Regions from separate parts of the Homo sapiens genome. Here region 1 is linked to region 2. Evidence: read pairs that join two places in POLR2A ChIA-PET (ENCODE). Cell type or tissue: GM12878. All regions are shown on one strand. Links, peaks and the distances in the headings refer to the core of each region. The heading gives the core; the rest is flanking DNA.

Region 1 (7,589 bases), core at 1,932-5,931, 110 kb after region 2:
ACATTATCAAAACAAAAAAATTTAGAGTGATTGAACACTAACCATTGCAAAACAGGTTTCTACTTTTCCTTGCTTCAGCTGCTTTTCTGCTTATCTGTATTCTCTTGACCCTGACTTCCTGTTTTTCATATTATCCCCACATGATGCAAGAAGTATGGAAAATCAGGGGCAAGAAGTCAATGTCTTAGTATTAAGATCAGTCAGGATTTTTCTACTTGCTAGTCTCCTACATCAAGCTACTTACATATCTGCATTCCTGACTCTTGCTTTTCCTGGCCTTTAATTGCTAGTACTGTCTTCCACCTCAATGGGCATTATTAATTTTCATCTCTGTCTTGACAACAGAGGGTAATTGACTCCCAGGCTGTTTTGTGGGCTCCTGTCCTTCCCCAAGACTCTTTTTAAAGAATATGTCTTCCACCCAGCCTTATACTTACCCCTGCCTCCCCTGACAAGTCATGTATTGCTGCCTCTACTTCAAAATAAACCAATGGGTGAGGGTGAAAAGTTGAGACAAGGATTGAGAAGGAAGGATCAGTTATAAAAATGGGAATTAAACTGTAAAACATATTATATAGGTGATATCACTAGGCTCAAAGAGATGATGAAGTAACTTGCCCAATGGCACTCAAGTGGCAGAACGGTGAGTTGAGTTCCCTGTACACTTAGTAATTAGATAGAGAAAAATTGTTGAACAAGTAGAAATGATTTTAACTCAAATATATTAACTAAGTTGCTGGGTATTTCCAATTTTTATAGGAGTAGCTGAGATGATTGTCTTCAGCTGAGGTTATGGAAAGGGACACTGGGACTGGTTAAACATGTCACAATGGTAGTATCTACATGTCTTCTCAGAAATGTTTCCAGAACATACGTTGTCCAGGGGAAAGAGAAGAGCCTTCACCGGTAAAGTTTAGGGGGTCTTATGAGAACTTGTGTGATACGCAGATTTCTTTTTAATCTCAAAACTACTATTATTTCTTCTGCAGGAGATTGGGTTTTATCTGAAGATCATAGGTCTTCAGTGTTGTAGGTGGTAAATCTTCCAGGAAGTTTGTGTGTCTAATCATAGAAATGTGCCATTTAATCATCCTTTCTTTGTGCTTTGGCACAGCTACCAAATTTCAAGATGAATGGGGCATATTTTTAGGTGGGTCAAGGGAAAACTTTCCTGTAGTCATATATAGGCAAGTGGGCAGATGGTTTATTATATGGATGTCATGATGGGTATTATTTGCTATGATATGTTATAGAAAAGGCTTTCAAGACAAACTGCCATCAACCAAATGTTAGAAAAGCTTGCTTTTCGTGTTTGTTCCCTTTGATTTTCTTAGTGTTGACAGTGAGTTTACAGTGCCAAATTCACTGTTGCTAGCATACACTTTTCTCGTTCAATACTAAATTTCATTGGGTAAAAGAAAGCCAAGTGGAAAGAATTCCATTTGCATGTGTAAAATGATTCACAATCCAAAAGAGAGAATTATTTAAGAAATACTATTTCTTTTACTATTTTCTGCAACCTGGCAAGTTAGGAAAGGCAGAAAAAGCTACTTTATCTTACGTTATCATGTCTAAAACACTAAAAGCAATGGCAACAAAAGCCAAAATTGACAAATGGGATCTAATTAAACTAAAGGGCTTCTGCACAGCAAAAGAAACTACCATGAGAGTGTACAGGCAACCTACAGAATGGGAGAAAATTTTTGCAATCTACTCATCTGACAAAGGACTAATATCCAGAATCTACAAAGAACTCAAACAAATTTACTAGAAAAAAACAAACAACCCCATAAAAAGTGGGCAAAGGATATGAACAGACACTTCTCAAAAGAAGACATTTATGCAGCCAACAGACACATGAAAAAATGCTCACCATCACTGGCCATCAGAGAAATGCAAATCAAAACCAAAATGAGATACCATCTCACACCAGTTAGAATGGCGATCATTAAAAAGTCAGGAAACAACAGGTGCTGGAGAGGATGTGGAGAAATAGGAACACTTACACTGTTGGTGGGACTATAAACTAGTTCAACCATTGTGGAAGACAGTGTGGCAATTCCTCAAGGATCTGGAACTAGAAATACCATTTGACCCAGTCATCCCATTACTGGGTGTACACCCAAAGGATTATAAATCATGCTGCTATAAAGACACATGCGCACGTATGTTTATTGTGGCACTATTCACAATAGTAAAGACTTGGAACCAACCCAGATGTCCATCAATGATAGACTGGATTAAGAAAATGTGGCACATATACACCATGGAATATTATGCAGCCATAAAAAATGATGAGTTCATGTCCTTTGTAGGGACATGGATGAAGCTGGGAACCATCATTCTCAGCAAACTATCGCAAGGACAAATAACCAAACACCGCATGTTCTCACTCATAGGTGGGAACTGAACAATGAGAACACTTGGACACAGGAAGGGGAACATCACACACCGGGGCCTGTTGTGGGGTGGAGGGAAGGGGTAGGGATAGCATTAAGAGATATACCTAATGTAAATGATGAGTTAATGGGTGCAGCACACCAACATGGCACATGTATACATATGTAACAAACCTGCACGTTGTGCACATGTACCCTAGAACTTAAAGTATAAATAAAAAAAAAGAAAACAAACAAACAAAAAAGAAACTGAAGCCTAGACAATTATATGACCTGCCTAAGATAACAGATCATGTGAGACAACCAGGACAGCAACCATACTACCCATGGAGACTTTTTAACTCCTTCCCACTTCTACTAGACTATAAGCTCCATTAGGACAGAAATCTTATCTCTAATTTTTTCCATATAGTACCATCAGCTCTAATTTTTATAATTGTTTGTTGAATAAATTCTCCCCAACTATAATATAATTAACCATTCATATTTGTTTCAAATAAAATATTTTCCTTCATTCTTCCCTTCCTTTCTCTCTCCTTTCCTCTCTCCATTCTTTCTTTTTTTCCTGTTTCCTCTCCCCTTTTTTATTAGTCCATTTTCACACTGCTGATAAAGATATACCCGAGACTGGGCAATTTACAAAAGAAAGACGTTTATTGGACTTAAAGTTCCACATGGCTGGGGAGGCCTCACAATCGTGGCAAAAGGGGAAAGGCATTTCTCACGTGGCAGCAGACAAGGGAAGAGCTTGTGCAGGGAAACTCCTATTTTTAAAAATCATCAGATCCGTGAGGCTTATTCACTACCACAAGAACAGCTTAGGAGAGACCTTCCGCCATGATTTAACTACCTCCCACCAGGTCCCTCCCGCAAGGTGTGTGAATTCAAGATGAATTTGGGTGGAGACACAGCCAAATCATATCATTCCACCTCTGGCCCCTCCAAAATCTCATGTCTTCACATTTAAAAATCAATCATGCCTCTCAGCAGTCCCCCAAAGTCTTAACTCATTTCAACATTAGCTCAAAAGTCTATAGCCCAAAGGCTCATTTGAGACAAGGCAAGTCCCTTCCACCTATGAGCCTGTAAAATCACACCTGTAATCCCAGCACTTTGGGAGGCTGAGGTGGGTGGATCAACGGAGGTCAGGAATTCATGACCAGCCTGGCCAACATGGCAAAACCTCATCTCTACTAAAAATACAAAAATTAGCTGGGCATGATGGCACATGCCTGTAATCTCAGATACTCAGGAGGCTGAGACAGGAGAATCGCTTGAACCCAGGAGGCGGAGGTTGCAGTGAGCCGAGGTAATGCCACTGCATGCCAGCCTGAGTGACAGAGCAAGACTCTATCTCAAAGAAAAAAAAAAAAACAAAAAAACAACTCAAAAGCAAGTTAGTTAGTTCCTACATATAATGGGGATACAGGTATTAGGTAAATACAGCCATTCAAAATGGGAGAAATTGGCCAAAACAAAGGGGGGCACAAACCCCTGCAAGTCCAAAATCCAGTGGGGCAATCAAATCTTAAAGCTCCAAAGTGATCTCCTTTGACTCCATGTCTCACATCCAGGTCTTGCTGATGCAAAAGGTGGGTTCCCGTGGTCTTAGGCAGCTCTGCCCAGGTTTTGCAGGGTATAGCCTCCCTCCCAGCTGCTTTCGCGGGCTGGTGTTGAGTGTCTGCAGCTTTTCCAGGTGCACGGTGCAAGCTGTCAGTGGATCTACCATTCTGTGTTGTGGAGGATGGTGGCCCTCTTCTCACAGCTCCACTAGGCAGTGCCCCAGTGGGGACTCTGTGTGTGGGCCCCCACCCCACATTTCCCTTCTTCACTGTTCTAGCAGAGGTTCTCCATGAGTGCCCTGCCTCTGCAGCTATCTTCTTCCTAGATATCTAGGTATTTCTGTACATCCTCTGAAACTTAGACAGTGGTTTCCAAACCTCAATTCTTGACTTCTGTGCACCCACAGGCTCCACACCACATGAAAGCTGCCAAGGCTTGGTGCTTACACCCTCTGATGACACAGCCTAAGCTGTACCTTGACCCCTTTTAGTCACAGCTGGAGCAGCTGGGACACAGGGCACCAAGTCCCTAGACACAGCACAGGGACCCTGAGCTCAGCCCATTAAACCAATTTTTCCTCCTAGGTCTCCATGCCTGTGATGGGAGGGGCTGATGCAAAAGTCTCTGACATACCCTGGAGACATTTTCCCCATTGTCTTGGTGATTAACATTCAGCTCCTTGGTTACTTATGCAAATTTCTGCAGCCAGCTTGAATTTCTCCTCAGAAAATGGGATTTTCTTTTCTATTGCATTGTTAGGCTGCAATTTTTCTGAACTTTTACGCTCTGTTTCCCTTTTAAAACTGAATGCCTTTAACAGCACCCAAGTCACATCTTGAATCCTTTGCTGCTTAGAAATTTCTTCTGCCAGATACCCTAAATCATCTCTCTTAAGTTCAAAGTTCCACATATCTCTAGGGCAGGGGCAAAATGCTGCCAGTCTCTTTGCTGAAACATAACAAGGGTCACTTTTGCTCCAGTTCTCAAGTTCCTCATTTCCATATGAGGGTACCTCAGCCTGGACTTTATTGTCTGTATCACTACCAGCATTTTGGCAAAGCCATTCAACAAGTCCCTAGGAAGTTCCAAACTTTCCCACATTTTCCTATCTCCTTCTGAGCCCTCCAAACTGTTCCAACCCCTGTCTGTTACCCAGTTCCAAAGTTGCCTCCAAATTTTCAGGTATCTTTTCAGCAGCATCCCACTCTACTGGTACCAATTTACTGTATTAGTCCATTTTCACACTGCTGATAAAGACATACCCGAGTCTGGGCAATTTACAAAAGAAGGAGGTTTATTAAACTTACAGTTCCACATGGCTGGGGAGGCCTCACCATCATGGTGGAAGGTGAAAGACATGTCTCACATGGCAGCAGACAGGAGAAGAGAGCTTGTGCAGGGAAACTCCCATTCTTAAAACCATCAGATCTCATGAGACTTATTCACTATCATGAGAACAGCATGGGAAAGACCTGTCCCCATGATTTAATTACCTCCCACAGGGTCCCTGCCATAACAGGTGGGAATTCAAGATGAGATTTGGATGGGGACATCACCAAACCATATCACCTTTCTTTCTCTTTTTTTAAGAACACATGATCTCAGTTATTTCTGAATGCCAAAATGCTAGGACAGTGCCACATATCAAATACAGTTAAAGTTTGTTGAATGAGGGAACAAAGAAATGGAGTCCCATGTCTACCATCCTTTACACTGGATGATACTATCTCCTGCAAACATCCAATTCCTAACGAGCTACATTTATTTAATAACTGTGTCTCCTTCCGTGAAACATGCTACAATAAATTTCACAGCTCTTTATTAAGATATAACATAGATCATGTGGAGGTGAACGTTACTCAACCAGCAACAGGGAAAAGATCATTGAGGAGGACTCTCCCCAGTGCTGCCCAACAACGTTGGTTCCTCTTTTTGGGGTTGCTGCAGCTTGGATTACCTTTCCTGCAAATCATCTAAAGTAGCCCCAAAAGAGTTAAATAAACTGTTCATTCTGTGCCTGTAATACTTGCTGAAGAACTACTCAAAAGACAACATAAGCCATGACAAACAGTTGAAATCTTATTTAGGAAAGTAATTATGACTCATCTTATTGGTAATTGTTAAGTATTGGAACAATCTTCCTTTTGACATTTATTCTTCCTCTGAGTTCCTAAGGTAATTTATTGTCTGTAACACTCATCTGGCACTTATTTGCTGCTTTAAAAGTTATTTAACTTTTCCTGCTTTTTCTCTTCACAATTGTAATTTAGTTAGAAGCAGAACAAGTATGCTACCCAATGGAGGAAATGAAGTAAGGTGAAAAAAAGAAAGGATTTGGGGTCACGTGTGGCATTTAATCTTACCTTCTTTCATTACCAGCTGCTGGAATTTAGGCAAGTTATTTTTTTCGAAGTTTGCAATAACAATAATCCTACAAGATTGTTGTGGGATTAAATGATGAATTGTAAAATGTAAAAAAAACCCAAAAAACCCTAAAGATGGAAGTGCATTTTTAAATATCAAGCTCTTGAGAGGGGTGTGTGTGTGTGTGTGTGTGAATTTCCCTAGGAATGGCAATGGCTTTGGAATAGTGAGGAAGGGAAGTGTGCCCCTCCTGTGAATTGAATCAGAGAAACTGTGTTAGTCAAGTATCTGGGTTGTCATGGTACCTAGTCCATGTGGAAAAGGAATGGATCAATAAGTGGCACAAATTCAGGGGGAGGTAAAGATGTATCTTTCTACATGTATAGATCAGGGTCCAATAATACCCTTCTTAGAGAAAATACTGCTAATGTTAGATCAGTAACGGGTCAGCCCACGACAGCTTTTTTGGTGGTCACTGGTAGGCTCCACCATGGGAGAGGAGAAGAAACTTTGAAATAAATCTGAGAAGGAGGTGGTGACACAAAGAAGCAGTCTCGGGGACAAACAGAGTACAGTGATTTTAGTAGAGCCTAGGGTTAGCATAATGGCAAAAAAAAAATCTAAAAATAAAATAAACAAATGTTTGAAGCCACCTACCTGTTAATTTAAGAAAGTATTTGGCTGCAACCAACAGAAAACATGACCAAGAATAACTTTGAATACTAATTTTTTTTTTTTTTTGCATAGTCACAATTCTAAAATGGACAGTCAAGGATTGGTGCCAGTGTTTAAAATGCCATGAGATAACTTGCTATTTTCTATCTTTCCACCTAGATATTCTTTTTGACCTTTATCTTTATGGTTTTAAATGGATGATGTACCTGCAAATTTCACGTTAAGATTCCGCAAAGGTGGAAAGTAGAAAAGCTGAAGTCATTCTTTTCTTGAGGAGTTATTATTTTATTCAAGAAGGAAAGCTCCTTCCAGAGATATTCACTTACTTGAAGAATTGTACAGGACTATCATATGACTACCCTGACTGTAAAAGCAAAATTAAATGTTTGCATTTCCAGGCTCTCTAAAAGAAGATAGCAAGAGAGAAACCGGTGGATTTTAGTGGGCGGGTTACCACGTATGGCACACAGCCCAAACATTAGCAATCTACATAGGACAATAGGAAAAAGAACTTGGTGGGAAGTGGTATGGATCAAGACAGGGCTCTCTTCATTGTGCTGGTTTGGAACACAGAATTAAAAAAACAAA
Region 2 (7,538 bases), core at 3,530-7,529:
GGATGTTATTTAGTAAAATATATGTATGTAAACAAAGGCCTTAAATAAGTTGTGAAGTGTACAATTAGAAGCAGTGTTCATGCTGGGCGCGGTGGCTCACGCCTGTAATCCTAGCACCTTGGGAGGCAAGGCGGGCGGATCACAAGGTCTGGAGTTTGAGACCAGCCTGGCCAATATGGTGAAACCCCGTCTCTACTAAAAATACAAAAATTAGCTGGGCGTGGTGGCGGGTGCCTGTAGTCCCAGCTACTTGTGAGGCTGTGGCAGGAGAACCACTTGAACCTGGGAGGCAGAGGTTGCAGTGAGCCGAGACTGGGCCACTGCACTCCAGCCTGGGTGATAGAGCGAAACTCCGTCAAAAAAAAAAAAAAAAAAAAAAAAAGGCACTGTTCATATAATTAGGATAAAGTTTTTCCTCTTGATATTGGTTTAGCTGGTTTTCAAGTACATTCATTCAAAAGAGGCATTAATCAGGATTGTAGTTCATCTCTCTTTTTATAGCAAGCCCTGTGGCTGTGTCATCCCCGTGGTCCATTAATCTCTTACTGCATTACCCTGAAATGGTGTTGGTTATAAGTAATCATAAACTGTCAGCTTTGAAAAGCTAACATTTGTTAGCTTCATAGACATGAAAAAACTAGTGATAAGTGATGTTGTTAAAAAGTCAAATTAAATGTTAATTGATGCGAGGGCACAAAACAGCAAGGCACTTAAGAGTTTAAATGCAGGCACTACATTTATCAGAATTGACAAATTATCCTGAAGAGTTTCCATGGATATCTGCCTTTATATTTTTCTCCATCACCATTTTCCATGTAAGCATATCACAATTCAAAAGTAGTTAGGATACCACTCTTGCTGAGTGTTTACATAGTCTCATATGAAGCCATAGGCACGATTCTGATGCCATTGTATATATTTACAATGTTTTATTTTTAAACAGTGTGGTGCTCTAAGCAAAGAATAAAAGAACAGACTATCCTAGAAATTTGCATGAGGAGAAAAGAACATGCACACTCTTGGGGAATTAAAGAGAAGATTCTTTCTTAATCATCTCATACATTTAAATTACCCAGATTTGCATAAATGCTGAAGTGTGAATTGTTGCCTTAAAAAAAAAAATTCAATTCCTTTCAGACCATTGCTAATTATTCTTGGCTAATGTGGTAAAGTTAGAGGCACAGAAAGTCACTGATAATCCTGGGCTGTCTTCCCTAGAATGCTGACAGAAGGCGTGGTTAGTTTAAATTCTCTGGTTGATAAACAAGGCAGAAGTAGGCTAAAATGTGACTAAAATAGTTTTGCTTTTTTGGATCTTCGGCTGCTACTAGACTACAAAAAATGGAAACGCATTCTGGCTGACTCTAGAGGCATCACTGCTTTTATAGAAATGTTTAGTTAATCACAGATGTGTTTTTGCTAGATTTTCCTATCATTAGAACTAGTCCAGAGCCGGTTACCTGGCATGAATTTTGGATTCTGCTTGGTACGTTTTAATGTGCCAATTTTTCACAAAATATCTACTTACGAAATAATGGTATATATATATATATATATATATATATATATATATATATATATATATATAAAATAAAGGACCTAGGCTTTTTTTGAATTCTATTTAGGTGACTATTGATTTGTTATTTATTTGTATAAATAATTTTCTGTGGCCACATAAAGATTCCAATGAACATTCCCTTTTAGGGCAAGATAAATTGAGTATTCTGACCTAAGACTGACACCTGTTTACAGAATATATGAGTTAAGAATTTTTCTTAATGGCTTGGTGGATTTCCACAGCTTAGTACTCACCTGTCATTTGAATAGTCTTGTTTTCCTGGTAGGATTTTCTTTCTTCTTCATTAGAAATTTACTTGCATTCATGTTGTCCTCCATAGTAGAAAGACTTCATTCAGTGAGGCACATTTTTTTTTTTTTTTTTTTTTTTTTTTTTTTTTTTTGCTGGAAAGAAGTTTGAGAGGCCTCAAGGCAGTAGAGACAATCAGTTTGTGTTTGAATGTAAGCATTGAGAAATTAAATTGAATTCAATGGCTATTACTGAGTGGCCACCTTGTGCTTTACTGGACAGACTACAAGAAGAAATCTAAAATACAATTCCTGCCCTCTAGGCTCAAACAGTCTATTTTAAAAGGAGTGGCAAATGAAGTAGTGGGAGCCACTCTCTATAGTGGTTCAGAGTACCCAGCACAAGGGGTGTGACTGAGGGGAGTGCAGGGAGAAAACCTTGCTTTTGCTGTTTCCCTAGCTAGGTGTCTATGAGCCTGAGTCTGCCCTAAAGGGCAGTTATATGATATGTTACACGTTTCTTGCCAGCTATGCAAGAAACATTTCCTGTAACTTAACAGAAGAAATATTTAGTTTTAGTTTAAAAAACCATCCAATTTATAGTTCTTGTCAGCAGGTGGCTTTCCTCTATGCAGTGATTCTGGCTGGGACTGAGGCTCCTTATAGCTTATGATTTTACCATTTTCACCAAATAATTTCCAAAATATTAATGAGTTGTCTACTTCAAGCCACAGGCAAAAGAGAGTATGGAAACTCATATATAGGAAATATATAATGGCCCAGACACACATCAGTTCTGCTTATGTTCCATTGACTAGAAGTCTATCACGTGGCCACACCTAACCTCAGGCAAGCCTGGGAAATGTAGTCTAGCTGTGAGCCCAGGAAGAAGAGGAAATGGGTCTGATAAATAGCTAGCTAGTTATGTATCTGCCACACTTTGCCCTTCTAGTTTTCTATCATCCATGTCTATGTTTATGTCTATATCTCTCTATATATGTGTACACATATACCTATTGATAATTGTTTCACAATCGTATCTTTCAAGAATAAGTATGTTGTAGAGCTAGTACTTAGGTTGATTTTGCTTTGGTCTCAATATCTTTTAATACAGGGACAGGGAATTATGCCTGGTCTTAGTATTGTATAACACAATGTGATATAATAAGTATATATTTGTACTCTGCCCCTGGTTTTGGAGACAGAGCTTCTAAAACCTTTGTAGATGGAGATGCTAGGAGAATCTTTTATTCTAATATTTGATCCTTGACCCTGGATCTTGACACGGAGTTCCCAAGACCTTTGTAAATTTTTGAATGATAGAAGCCTCTGGCACAGAACTCCTAAATCCCTTGGAATTTCCTGGGCTATAGGTACATCTTATATTCTAATGAGATGACTTTTGGTGGGATTGTGGATAGCTTCAGGATGGGGCTAGTTGCCGGGGAAACCAATCATGTGATTAGAGGATTGGAACTTTCAGCCCTAACCCCTTGACTTCCAGAGAGGGGAGAGAGGCTGAAGGTTGAGCTGATCACCAAATAGCCAATGATGTAATCAATCATAACTATGTAATGAAACCTCCATAAAAACCCAAAAGGAGAGCTTTCAGATTCCTGAACACATGGAGGTGTCTGGAGAGTGGCATGCCTGGGGAAATCATGAAAGCTCCAAGTCCCCACCCATAGACCTCACTCTGTATATCTCTTCATCTGGCTGTTTGTTTATATTCTTTGCAATATCCTTCATAATAAATGGGTAAATGTAAGTAAAGTGTTTCCCTGAGTTCTGTGAGCCATCCTGGGAAATTAATTGACATAAGGAGCTGGTCATAAGAACCATGATTTATAGCTGGCCAGTCAGAAGTACAGGCGACAATCTGGGACTCGGCCTCTGAAGTAGGAACAGTCTTGCAGGACTGAGCTCTCAACCTGTAGGATCTGATGTTCTCTCCAGGTAGATGGTGTCACAATTCAACTGAATTATAGGACATGCAGTTGGTGTCTGCTGGAAAATTGCTTGGCTGGTGTATGGGGAAAACCCTATACACATTTTGAAGACCAGAGATGAAGTATTATGTGTTGAGTATAGTATTGAGTGTGACAGTAGAAAAAAACAGTTTTTTTCTCCCTCACATCCAGGGACAAGAAATTGTGTCCTTATACTTCCCAAAGAGACAAGCTAAGGTAGCATCTAGCTTCAAGTTAACAATGTCTTTGTATGTAGCATCCAGTTTTTAGATTTGAATGTGGCTCTATGTTGTCTGGTGGTCTGTGAACTAAAAGGAAAAACTAAGACAAACTATTTGCCCTTCCCACCTCACACCCATGGCTTTCACACATGCTCTACAAATAATGGTAAAACAGAGACAAGGTAGCCACGCTAAAAACTTCTGTCACTGAAGTGGAATATTGGAAAATTACTAATACCAGTTACCTCTGGTTCACAACATTAATGACTTCTTGTGGCAGGCATAGTGTAGACTCTCTATCTAGCTTATAGTGGAAGCTTATTTATTGATTCAGTTCTCTGGAAGAAACTCCCTTGTCCAATGTTCTCAATGGCATCTTAATTCCACTGGATGAGAGATTCCTCCTTGTCCGTTATCCTCTCTGGCCACAGTAGAATTAGGAGTTGGAGAGTATGTCTTCCTTAGGAGCTGCATAACTTTCATAGTTACTATGTGATGGTGCAATTTTGCTGTGCCCAAGAATATGCTAATGCCTGAACAAATTAAAGAATTTTTAAAAAACATCTTACAGATTCTTTGGCAATGCATTTATCTTAGAAACTTGGTAAGCTTCTGGTATATTTGTTTCCAGTCTGTTCCGATGCCAAGAGCCACTCCCAAAGTTCTTTACTAGACATACTTCTCTGGCTTCCTTTCCCTCCCTCCCTCCCTCCCTCCCTCCTTCCCTCCTTCCCTCCTTCCTTCCTCCTTCCCTCCTTCCTTCCTTCCTTCCTTCCTTCCTTCCTTCCTTCCTTCCTTCCCTCTTTCCCTCCCTTCCTCCCTCCCTCCCTTCCATCCATCCATCCTTCCTTCCTTCCTTCCTTCCTTCCTTCCTTCCTTCCTTCCTTCTTTCCCTTTGCTCTTGAAAACAGAGACCATGAGACCAGCCTAGCCAAAATAGTAAAATCCTGTCTTTACTAAAAATACAAAAAATTAGCTGGGCATGGTGGCTCACACCTGGAATCCCAGCTACTCAGCAGGTTGAGGCAGGAGAATCACTTGAACCCAGGAGGTGGAGGTTGCAGTGAGCTGAGATCACACTACTGCACTCCAACCTGGGTGACAGAGCAAATTTCTCTCACAAAATAAAAAAAAAAAAGAAAGAAAAGAAAATGGAAACCAATATACTTTTTTGTGCCTTGTACTATATTTTAATGAGATCAAGCCTACTTTCCTGTTCCCGTGTTAAACAATATTGAGATCAGGCAAAAATAACTTAGCTGCTTGCTTGAGGACATTCTTGTTCCTAAGAGATAATACTGTGAAACAACAAATACAGCCACATTTCACAGCTTGCTCATTAAGGCCTTTACCTCGCTGTGCCCAGCGATCCAAAGCTTTGAAAATCTATGGATGCATTTTATTTATCTAGCACTCACTATGCTTCTTAAATATGTCTTAGTCAGTATTTATTCTCTGGATTGATTGGAGGTTTTCCAGCCAGAGAGCTAAGGTGTTAGGGTTCTGAACAAATTTCTTGATCTTTATTCACTATCTCTTTCATGATGAGGCACCCATTTTGCTGAGACTCTTATTTAAGAAATCTTCAAGGTCTTGTTACTTATTAAGAAACTGCATGGTCTCTAACACCCTCAGTCTTTGAGGAACAGAAAGAACAAATGAGATTCTAAAATGAAACAACTTCAAAGCTCTGAGAGTCCTTTGAACTTTTATGCTCTAAGGTATTTTCATTGGCCCTAATGATAATAAGATTCACTTCTTTTCACATTCATCAATTTTTTGTCATAGGTTAGAAACAGTCTGATTCACGAATTGAGGAATATTCCCTTTAATTCTAAACCCTGTCTTGTTGCAAGCAGGATAATACTAATACTAATACTGCAAAGGGCTGATGCAGTATATTCAGTCTTGTCCTCACCAGGTACAGGAAGCCTTTTCTCAACATTCTCCTAAACCACCTTTGTATAACCTAAAATGTGAAGACTTCGTTTTCTGGAATGGATGTTAAGGATGGAAAGATCCTTAATCTCTATGAAATGGAGCAGCTGACAATCTGTATTTTATAGAGATGGTCAGCTACTCTTAATCATTAGCCGTGTAGTAAAACTGTGAGGGGTTTTATATGGGGCTAATCCTTGATTTATGTCTACCAATTTAAGAGACATAAACCATCCTCAGCTCGTTAAAGTCTTCTGACCATAGGCCTCAAGCTGATAATTCTTAGGTGTGTATCCTTCAGAAGCAGAAAATTGAGAAGAGACAGTTTTTAGGTATTTGGAAGTAGTCGACAACTGCACAAAGTAGATAGCTTCTGCCCAGACCCACAGAATAAAATGTAGTTAAACAGAGTCACATATTGCCGTGTTTTAATGAGCATGTGCTTGTTGATTTTTTCTATCTGTTTTATATATTCTGCATTAAGGTTCTGGATTTGCTAACAATGCATTTGTTATCCTTGAACTATGCTATCCATAAAGCCCCTATTTTTAATATTTTTCTTTGCATTACTAGCAACTTCTTGGGATACATCTAGTGTCTGGCTATAATTTTCTTGTGATTTGGTTAAAGAAAAATGAAACTAACTTGGTTCTATTAGTACCAATTCCTTCCAATGAATTAGCCAGTATCTTGGTTGTTTGGATTCAACTACTAAGGAAATTCTTAGATTGCAAACATACCACAGACCAGACAGCCAAAAATCTAAACCACTTACGTATAACATCTAGTATGGGAGGTTTCTGTTTTTGTTAAAACATCCAAGGACTTTTCACAGCAGTTGGCTTTTGTAACAAAAATTTCACAGAAATAGAGCTTGGAATATGACTAAGAAAAATATGGTGTACCAGTGAAAACCATCTGCTGTGGACTGAACTGTGTCCCTTACCCAAGTTTGTATGTTGAAGTCTTAACCCCCAAGTAATGGTGTTTGGAGATGGGGCCTTTGGGAAATAATTAGGTTTAGATAAGATCTTGAGGGTAAGGCCATCATGATGGGATTAATGCCCTTATAGGAAGAGACCTGAAAGTTTATGTATGCATCTCTCTCTCCCTCTCTTTCCTTCTCTTTCTCTCTGCCATGTGAGGACACAGAAGGAAGCTCTCTGTAAGAAAAGAAGAGCGCTCTCACGAGAACCTGACCATGCTGGCACTCTGATCTTGAACTTCTGTCTTCCAGAATTGTGAGAAAATAAGATTCTACTATTTAAGCTACCCAGTCCATGGTATTTTGTATGGCATCCAAACTTACTAAGACACCATCTCATTTTAACAGACTTCCAAGAAGGCTAACTTCTTAAACTGAAATTAATACTATTTTACTATAGATATAACTGATGATCTCCTTAATTTAAATCTTACCATCTGACTGTAATCCACTCTTACTTAGTGGCACTAAAAGTGTACAAAATAACTAGACAACCTCGAAGGGTATTTTGTCTTAAAAGAGAACATTGGGATACTCATAGCAAATGGTTTTGGATTTTTGCATGAAAAATTTTCTAGTTATTACTAACAAACTGGATAGGGTCTTGTTATTTCAGTA

The links. ChIA-PET counts read pairs that join two places held together with the same protein. Peaks named below come from ENCODE experiments on the same cell type or tissue, not always from the same donor. Only the 100,000 strongest peaks of a DNase experiment are listed, where the experiment ranks them.
Region 1: POLR2A ChIA-PET joins it to region 2 with 8 read pairs; 2 of 35 experiments call an interaction of 5 or more read pairs at or near these places.

What each region holds. Positions count from the first base shown.
Region 1 is chr3:161,796,805-161,804,393 of GRCh38, forward strand. No RefSeq gene overlaps it. Among named protein-coding and RNA genes, the nearest start is that of OTOL1, 300 kb to the left of the region's middle. In GM12878, for the core only: no CTCF peak of the experiment used is centred there; a DNase peak (open chromatin) is centred at 4,357.
Region 2 is chr3:161,689,249-161,696,786 of GRCh38, forward strand. No RefSeq gene overlaps it. Among named protein-coding and RNA genes, the nearest start is that of OTOL1, 200 kb to the left of the region's middle. In GM12878, for the core only: no CTCF peak of the experiment used is centred there; a DNase peak (open chromatin) is centred at 5,583.